2 separate regions of the Homo sapiens genome follow, and region 2 is linked to region 1. The links are chromatin contacts, found by Hi-C or POLR2A ChIA-PET in ENCODE. All regions are on one chromosome and are shown on one strand. The core of a region is the stretch at or near the end of the contact, and the rest is flanking DNA. Distances in the headings are between cores, read along the strand shown.

What was found. Hi-C counts contacts between places; a loop is a spot of excess contacts on that map. ChIA-PET counts read pairs that join two places held with the same protein, here RNA polymerase II (POLR2A). Pooled maps may share reads with other maps.
Region 2: a loop to region 1 is called in a pooled map, with 4 times the contacts of the local background. The contact joins two enhancer-like sites. A Hi-C loop is called at or near these places in 2 of 37 single-sample maps with no recorded cell type and 4 of 50 pooled maps. POLR2A ChIA-PET finds 5 or more read pairs at or near these places in 1 of 52 experiments (activated T-cell).

What each region holds. Positions count from the first base shown.
Region 1 is chrX:46,460,168-46,463,723 of GRCh38, reverse strand. KRABD4 (KRAB domain containing 4) reads right to left here. Exons shown (of 6, transcript NM_001129898.2): 4 at 850-976; 5 at 416-526. Among named protein-coding and RNA genes, the nearest start is that of KRABD4, 15 kb to the right of the region's middle. Within about 2 kb of position 1,928, at least 2 of the 41 ENCODE cell types and tissues checked have a DNase peak (open chromatin) inside an H3K27ac peak, as active enhancers do.
Region 2 is chrX:46,627,109-46,630,686 of GRCh38, reverse strand. The region is part of intron 14 of SLC9A7 (solute carrier family 9 member A7); the gene reads left to right. Among named protein-coding and RNA genes, the nearest start is that of CHST7, 55 kb to the right of the region's middle. Within about 2 kb of position 1,471, at least 17 of the 41 ENCODE cell types and tissues checked have a DNase peak (open chromatin) inside an H3K27ac peak, as active enhancers do.

The DNA of each region.
Region 1 (3,556 bases), core at 679-3,178:
TGAAAGGGCCCACAGTATGCCCAATAAAGAGAAAATGCTGACATCTATTAATACATCTACTATGGTGAAAATACAAAAGGCCAAGAAGGTGGGAGAATAAGTCTTAAAAGCTTCCAGAAAGGTGGTGGGAGAGGAATGAGAAGGGGCTTGGCACTTCTCACTAACAAGCCAGGAGGCTGGAAGGTAGAAATGGGATCTCAGAACAAGTGGCCACAATCTATGTGAATGCCAAACAAAGAACACAGAGACTGTAACCGGCGGCCAGGCAGAGGCCTCATTTGGACATGACAACAGTTCTGCTCATCAGAGCCTAGGCATGTCCACAAGTCCGAGGCTCTGAGAAGGGCTCCTGAGCACATCCCAGAGGCCAAGCTCTCACCAACCAACCTGGTCTCCTTTCCCCGGCCTGACTCACCTGGCCTGTCCTCACCTGCACAGGTCCGTACCGGGGTCCCCCCATCTGCCATCCAGGACTCTTCACCTGGTCCCAACCTGAAGATCACATCTGGCTTCGCAACTAGATACCCTGTTCGGGGGAAATGACATAGGACTTCGTTATTAATGCTGAGGAATTCCAGAACCTAGGCCCACCCCTGCAGGCTGAAGGTGATGGCCCCATGCACACAGCTATCTGCCCCTCAGTACAGAACATTCACATAGCAAGCAAGGGCACCAATATGCTCTCCAGTGTCCAAAGGAGACTACGAATACTACACAGTGGGCAGTAACCCAAACTCACTGAGGGTGGTAACCCACACTCATTGTTCCTAGGCCCCAGAGCTTGGAGCAGCTGAGAAAGAAACACAGTACTGGAGGCATTCTGCATCACCCTGTGGCACGGTCCCTCACCCACGGACACCAGGTGGCTGTAGTTCTCAAGCATGACATCCCTGTAGAGGTTCTTCTGGGCAGAGTCCAGTTGCTGCCACTCCTCCAGGGTGAAGTCCACAAACACGTCCTTGAAGGTCAATGATTCCTGTAATGGCACATTCCTCTTTAGCACCCCAGGACCAGCCTGGGGCACTGGGACATGGCATCTCACGCACACGGAGGGCTTACTCTGTGCCCTCTAGGAGAAACTTGACAGATGAAGAGCGTGAGGTGCACAGAGCCTAAGTAACTAACCCAGGTCACACAGCCAGGAATGAGGGGAGTCGAATCCACACGGTCTGGTTCCCACACCCACAATGGCCTTTCTTTCTTTTTTTTTTTTTGAGACCGAGTCTTGCTCTGTCGCCCAGGCTGGAGTGCAGTGGCATAATCTTGGCTCATTGCAACCTCTGCCTCCCGGGTTCAAGCGATTCTCCTGCCTCAGCCTCCCGAGTAGCTGGGACTACAGGAGCCCGCCACCACGCCCGGCTAATTTTTGTATTGTTAGTACAGACGGAGTTTCACCATATTGGCCAGGCTGGTCTCGAACTCCTGACCTTGTGATCTGCCCGCCTTAGCCTTCCAAAGTGCTGGGATTACAGGCGTGAGCCATCGCGCCCGGCCTGGCCTTTCTCATATAATTGTTCTTATGCCAGTCACTAGTCAGTTTGGCATAGTATATTACATAGAGTATCTATATGACTAAAATCATTTTGAACTTTATAGGAGAAACAGATAGGGTATGAGAAATATTTTACCCTGGAAATTCATTCATTCAACACATGTTTACTGAACAGAGGCCGGGCTGGTAAGTCCTGTGAAGTAAAGATTGATACAAAACCACACCTCTTGAACTCAAGGAGCTTCAGTTTAGTGGAGGGAGAAAAGTGACACTTAAGACACTCAAGACACTCATAGATGAAACAGAGGCAGGGAGGAAGCCTGCCTCACAGGGACAGTGACAGATGTAGGAAGGGGTCCGGGTGGTCCACAAAGGAGGAAGTCAATCCTGCCTGGGGCTGACAGAGCAGCCTTCACAGGGGACACAGAGCTACAACAAACAGTTCTAAACATAGCTAATCAATCATGAAACAAAGAACAGGAAGCCAGAGGTTTGTGGCCTGGGCAGCTGACTGAAGCAAAAGGGGAAAGGTCTGTGCTTGGCCTTGTCACCACCAAACAAGAACTCACTTCTACAAGCGCCCCAATTCCTTGCAAAGACTAATAACCCGCCTGTTTCTGCTCCAGATCCCATCCTGTCACGCCCACACTTGGTGGCCTTCAATTCAAGCCACTCGCTGCACCCATAAGGCCCAAATCAGCCACAGTGGCACCAGTTTACCCAGCTGTGCAGGAGAGGGGCAGGAAAGCCAGCGTGCCAGAGGGTGGGGACAGGCAGGCTTCTCCAGCAGGAGGGCTTCTCAGAGCAATCCAGGAGCTGTTAGCCCAATCTGCCCCTCCCTCGTGATAGCTCCGGTGCTGGGGAACAAAACCACACTGCTGAGTGCTAGGATGATGTTGCTTGGAAGCCCTAACCTGTTCCATAGACCAGTATCTCTTGTAATGGTCCCAGTGGCATGGCTTCGAGGATCCCAGCAAAAGATGGGCCCAGTTACTTATCACTGAGTGGCAATGTGCTCAGAAAACCCCAATCCATGGCTTCCTACCAGCCAGTCATAGTTTACTCAGTCCTCCAGTCCAGATGCAGTTTGTTTACCAATCCAGAGTCAATTTTATCTGGAGTAATGTCACCTGGTTTGATATTGTGAAATATATATTTGGTTTTTGTCCTGTCTCCTGGCAAGAAGCTCCTGCAACCCTTGGAATAGCCTCTGAAGTGATCAAAGTATCTTTTATATGCTAATGAGATGACTGTTAGCTGGCTGCCCCTAGGTAGCTTCTGGATGGAAGCTGGTCACCAGAAAACCAGACAGGATTAGAAGGTTGGGAATTTCATCTCCATCCTCAAAACTCCTGGGAGGGGAGAGGAGATGAAGGTTGAGTTGATCACCAAGGGCCAATGATGATCATGCCTCTGTGATGAAGCCTCCATAAAAACCCCACTGTGGCTGGGTGTGGTGGCTGGCTCCTGTGATCCCAGCACTAAGGGTGGCTGAGAAGGGAGGATCACTTGAGGCCAGGAGGTTGGGCCTGCAGTGAGCCAAGACTGCACCACTGTTCTCCAGCATGGGGGACAGAGCAAGACCTTGTTTCTCAAAAACAACAATAACGACAACAACCAAAGGGCTGGGTGGGTTCAGACAGCTTCCACACAGCTGAACACTTGGTGGTTCCCGGATGGTAGTGAGTCCAGAGAGGGCATGAAAGGTCCGTGGACCTTCCCACATCCCTTGCCCTATGCATCTCTTCCATCTGGCGGTTCATCTGTATCCTCTGTAATATCCACCCCCCTGCCCCCAGCTTTTTTTTTTTTTTGAGACTGAGTTTCGCTCTTGTTGCCCAGGCTGGAGTGCAATGATGTGGTCTTGGCTCATTGCAACCTCTACCTCCCAGGTTCAAGTGATTCTTCTGCCTCAGCCTCCTGAGTAGCTAGGATTATAGGCATGCACCACCACACCCGGCTAACTGTATTTTTAGTAGAGACGGGGTTTCTCCATGTTGGTCAGGCTGGTCTCAAACTTCCAACCTCAGGTGATCCGCCCGCCTTGGCCTCCCAAAGTGCTGG
Region 2 (3,578 bases), core at 222-2,721, 170 kb before region 1:
AGGTTGCCATATCATCCCTGTTGTGCAGCTGTCGGGATGATTTTGTCTCTAGGTCTGGCTCTTTATCCAGGTCAGCATGACCTGGGCAGGCAAGGTGGGGAAAGGAGAGTTATGATAGGGGCAGAAATGTGTTACCAATATATTATTTGACCTTGGGAGTCAATAACTATGTCGTTCAGCATTGAATGCCCAGTGCTGAGCACAGTGGCTGGCACATGCAGGAACCTGATAGGTGTTTGTTGGGTGGATGAGGGAATGAGAGAGATGCAGCATGCAACAGGCAGCTTTACTGACCACCTGTGTATGTTGTCCATGAAACCCTATTCTTTTTTTTCCAGTCAGCTTTGAATCTGACTCATCATTGCACTTAATCCTGCAGCAGTCTGCAGCAGACTTCACATTCCATAGGATCTTCTAAATGATTCCATCTACCAAATCAGATTTAATAAGGCTGGCAAAATGTGGTGCTGTGTGGGGTCAATGGGGTGCCACTGTGGCCTTTTGTGGTTTCTTTCTCTTTAAGGGTGGCCACAGCCTGATAAGGCATTTATAGCATTGATGTCCATTCTAGGTCCCTGCTCAAGGGACACAAAGCCATGACCTGGAAAGTTCTGGACATTTTGGGAAGAGTTTTCAATAAGCTTCATTGGAGATTTGGCACCCACTTTAATGAGCTCCAGAAGACCTTTGAGATGATCTTAGAATTGGCCATTATGTCAGTTGGGAGCATGTGGTCTCAGTGAGTTCTCTTTGAAAATTTGCTATTTGACTCTAGCTTTGATTAAGGACTTTAGAAAACAGGAGTTCAGGAACTGAGCACCTCGAGGCTAATTTAGAGTATAACAGTTTGGGAGATCTTGAAACTCAGCCTGAGAAAACCCCAGGGGAAAACATGATGGCCGTCCTTATTTCACCAAAGGAAAGATAATGGCTCTGGTAGGACATGGCTGCCCTATTCTAAAGCATCCTCCACAGAACTGTGGCCAGTCTAGATTAATTTTGTAAGAAAAAAAGGCCAATAGCAGCTGGATCATAAGATTTGGAGAGATTTCATCTTGCTCTGGACCATTCAAAACATCCCCACCCCCTTTGCTGTTTCCCATTGCTCCTACCTCTGCATTCAAGCATCTGTAACAGGAAATAAGTGAAAGGATTTGGCTGGTCATGTAGTAGAACTTACTATGTATCACATGAGCCCTGCGCACTGGGAACACTGGGCTTGTAATTAGATTCAGTAACAAGCTTACTGTCACTTTTCTGTGGAAATGTTTGAGTGAGAAAGCAGCAGGTCCAAAGTGCTGAGGGTTCTTGTATTTAGTCCATGCAGTAACAGCTAAAATAGCCCCCACCCCCAGGTGGAGTGAGTCTCAGGAACCTCCCTGGATGGGCCTGGATGGATGAACTCAGTGTTCCTGTCAGCTCCCAGAGGGCCCCTTGGGCTGAGAGCACCGCACATGTGGTGTTGTGAACGGGCTGGCAGCCACTCGCGCTGCACTCCTAATGGCACCCTGTTTGCCACAGCCCTAGCCAGAAGCTGTGTCACAGCTTCCCCCTGACCTCCTTCCTTCCAGACCTCATACACAGTCATGCAGAGGGCCCCTCAAAGTCAGTTCCACTGACCTTTTGAAAGGTTTTCAAGATTGCTGTCATATGGGGAAAAACATGCAAACTTCAAGCTTGGTTCTCCAGGACACCCTCTTAGAAATGACTCACGCCCTTGTGCAGAGAGGACCTTATTTCTCCAGTTCCTCCTGGTCTGACCTCCTCATTCTAGTGAGCCACTAACAGCAGGGCTCAGTGCACTCTGTGGCCATGAGAAACAGGAAAACAGAAATAAATGGGCTTCTCATTTTTGGGTGAAACCCTGGGTTCTTGCAGTTTCCCCTGAAATAGATCCAGGTCACATGCTCAGTGTTGTCATGAAACTGAAATCAGAGGTAGGGAAAGTCCAGATGTTTGTTCTCCACCAGAGAAAAAAAAGGGCGGTTCTCTTTACCTCATTTTCTAAATAATCTTCCTAAAAACAACAAACAAAAAAGTGACATTTGATGGGAAGGCATGTCTTATAATGAGCACAATTCTCCTCACTGGTCTTGAAGCCCAAGGCTATAAACAGAGTCATGGCTAGGGAGCTACAGAATATTAGCTCATGTGGGAAAAGGAAGGGAGCTGTTGGCTAGAACTTTGCTTCATGTGGGGAAAGCATAAAAATATTGTGGGCAGACTTCAGCTTTGTGTCCCCTGGTAAGTTTGACTCATTAGAACAAAACAAGACAAAAAAAACAAAAAACAAAAAACAAAACTCAGTGCTTTGTTTCTCTGGAGGTCTTGGTGACTTTGCAACCAAAACAAAAACAACCCTAGCTGGAGGCAAGCTGCCCAGCCCTGGGGGTGGCCTCCCACCCCGATAAAGCAGGGGACTTTTCATGCCAGACCAGACAGCTGAGATTTCTGTTGGCCGTACATGCAGACACATCATTCACTTCCTTCCCTGAGTTTACAGAAGAGCACTCATTGATGAGGCCACTTTGGAGCAGCTAAGAGTGTGAATCTGAATTTATCCCAGTTTCACCATATCAACAGGACAAGGTCACAAGCCGGATATTAATGGAGTGTGGAGGAAAGGAAACCACCAATGCCTGTGTATATGCACACGTGTGTGCGTGTCTGTCTGTGTGTATGTAGTGAAAACTGTAGAAAATCAGCAGTTTATTGTTGCGTTCACATATGACTTTCTGAGCAAGTTAGAATCATTTGTTTCTGGGTCCTCCGTGTTTTTTTTTGTTTGTTTTTGTTTCTCCAGGCTGAAATCTGATACCCGTAAATCTGTCACCTAAATCTTTAACTTCAAACAGTTGCAGAGGTGCCTTTCCTCCAGTTGCTACTCTGTGACCACCGCCCCCCCCCCAACCCGCCCATTTTTTTGTGCTTCCAAGTGCCTCCCTTGGCCCCTGATTTCCCTTTCTGCTCTTCCTTTTCTGTTTTCTAAAAACTCAGAGTCAAGATCAATTTATTCATTTATTTGACAAATAGTTATTGAGCACCTGTTCTATTTCAGGCATTCTTTCAGGTTCTGGGAAAATATCTGCAACAAGGTAGATGAATCTGCATCCTGAAGGGCTTGGTGACAAGGTGATAAAGGGTGAGGGTGGAGAGTGGCAGAAGCAAGAGAGTGGAGACACTCAGGCCTCACCAGCCCCACTGAAGCAGAATCTGCATTTTAACAGTGTCTCCAGGGAATGTGTGTACATTTTACCATTAGAAAAGCCCTGATCTAGGCAATGTATAGCTCTGGAGAGTTTTAAGCAGGGAAGAAAACTATCTGTGTATCACGGTCAGAGATTTGACTCTGGTTTTTTTTTTGTTTTGTTTTGAGACAGGGTTTCCCTCTGACGCCAAGGCTGGAGTGCAGTGGTGCAATCACAGCTCATTGCAGCCTTGACCTCTTGGGCCCGAGGGATCCTCCTCCCTCGGCCTCCTGAGTAGCTAGGACCACAGGTGTGTGCCACTTCACCAAGCTAATTTATAAAATATTTTTCTAGAGACAGGGTCTTGCTTTGTTGCACAGGCTGGTCTCA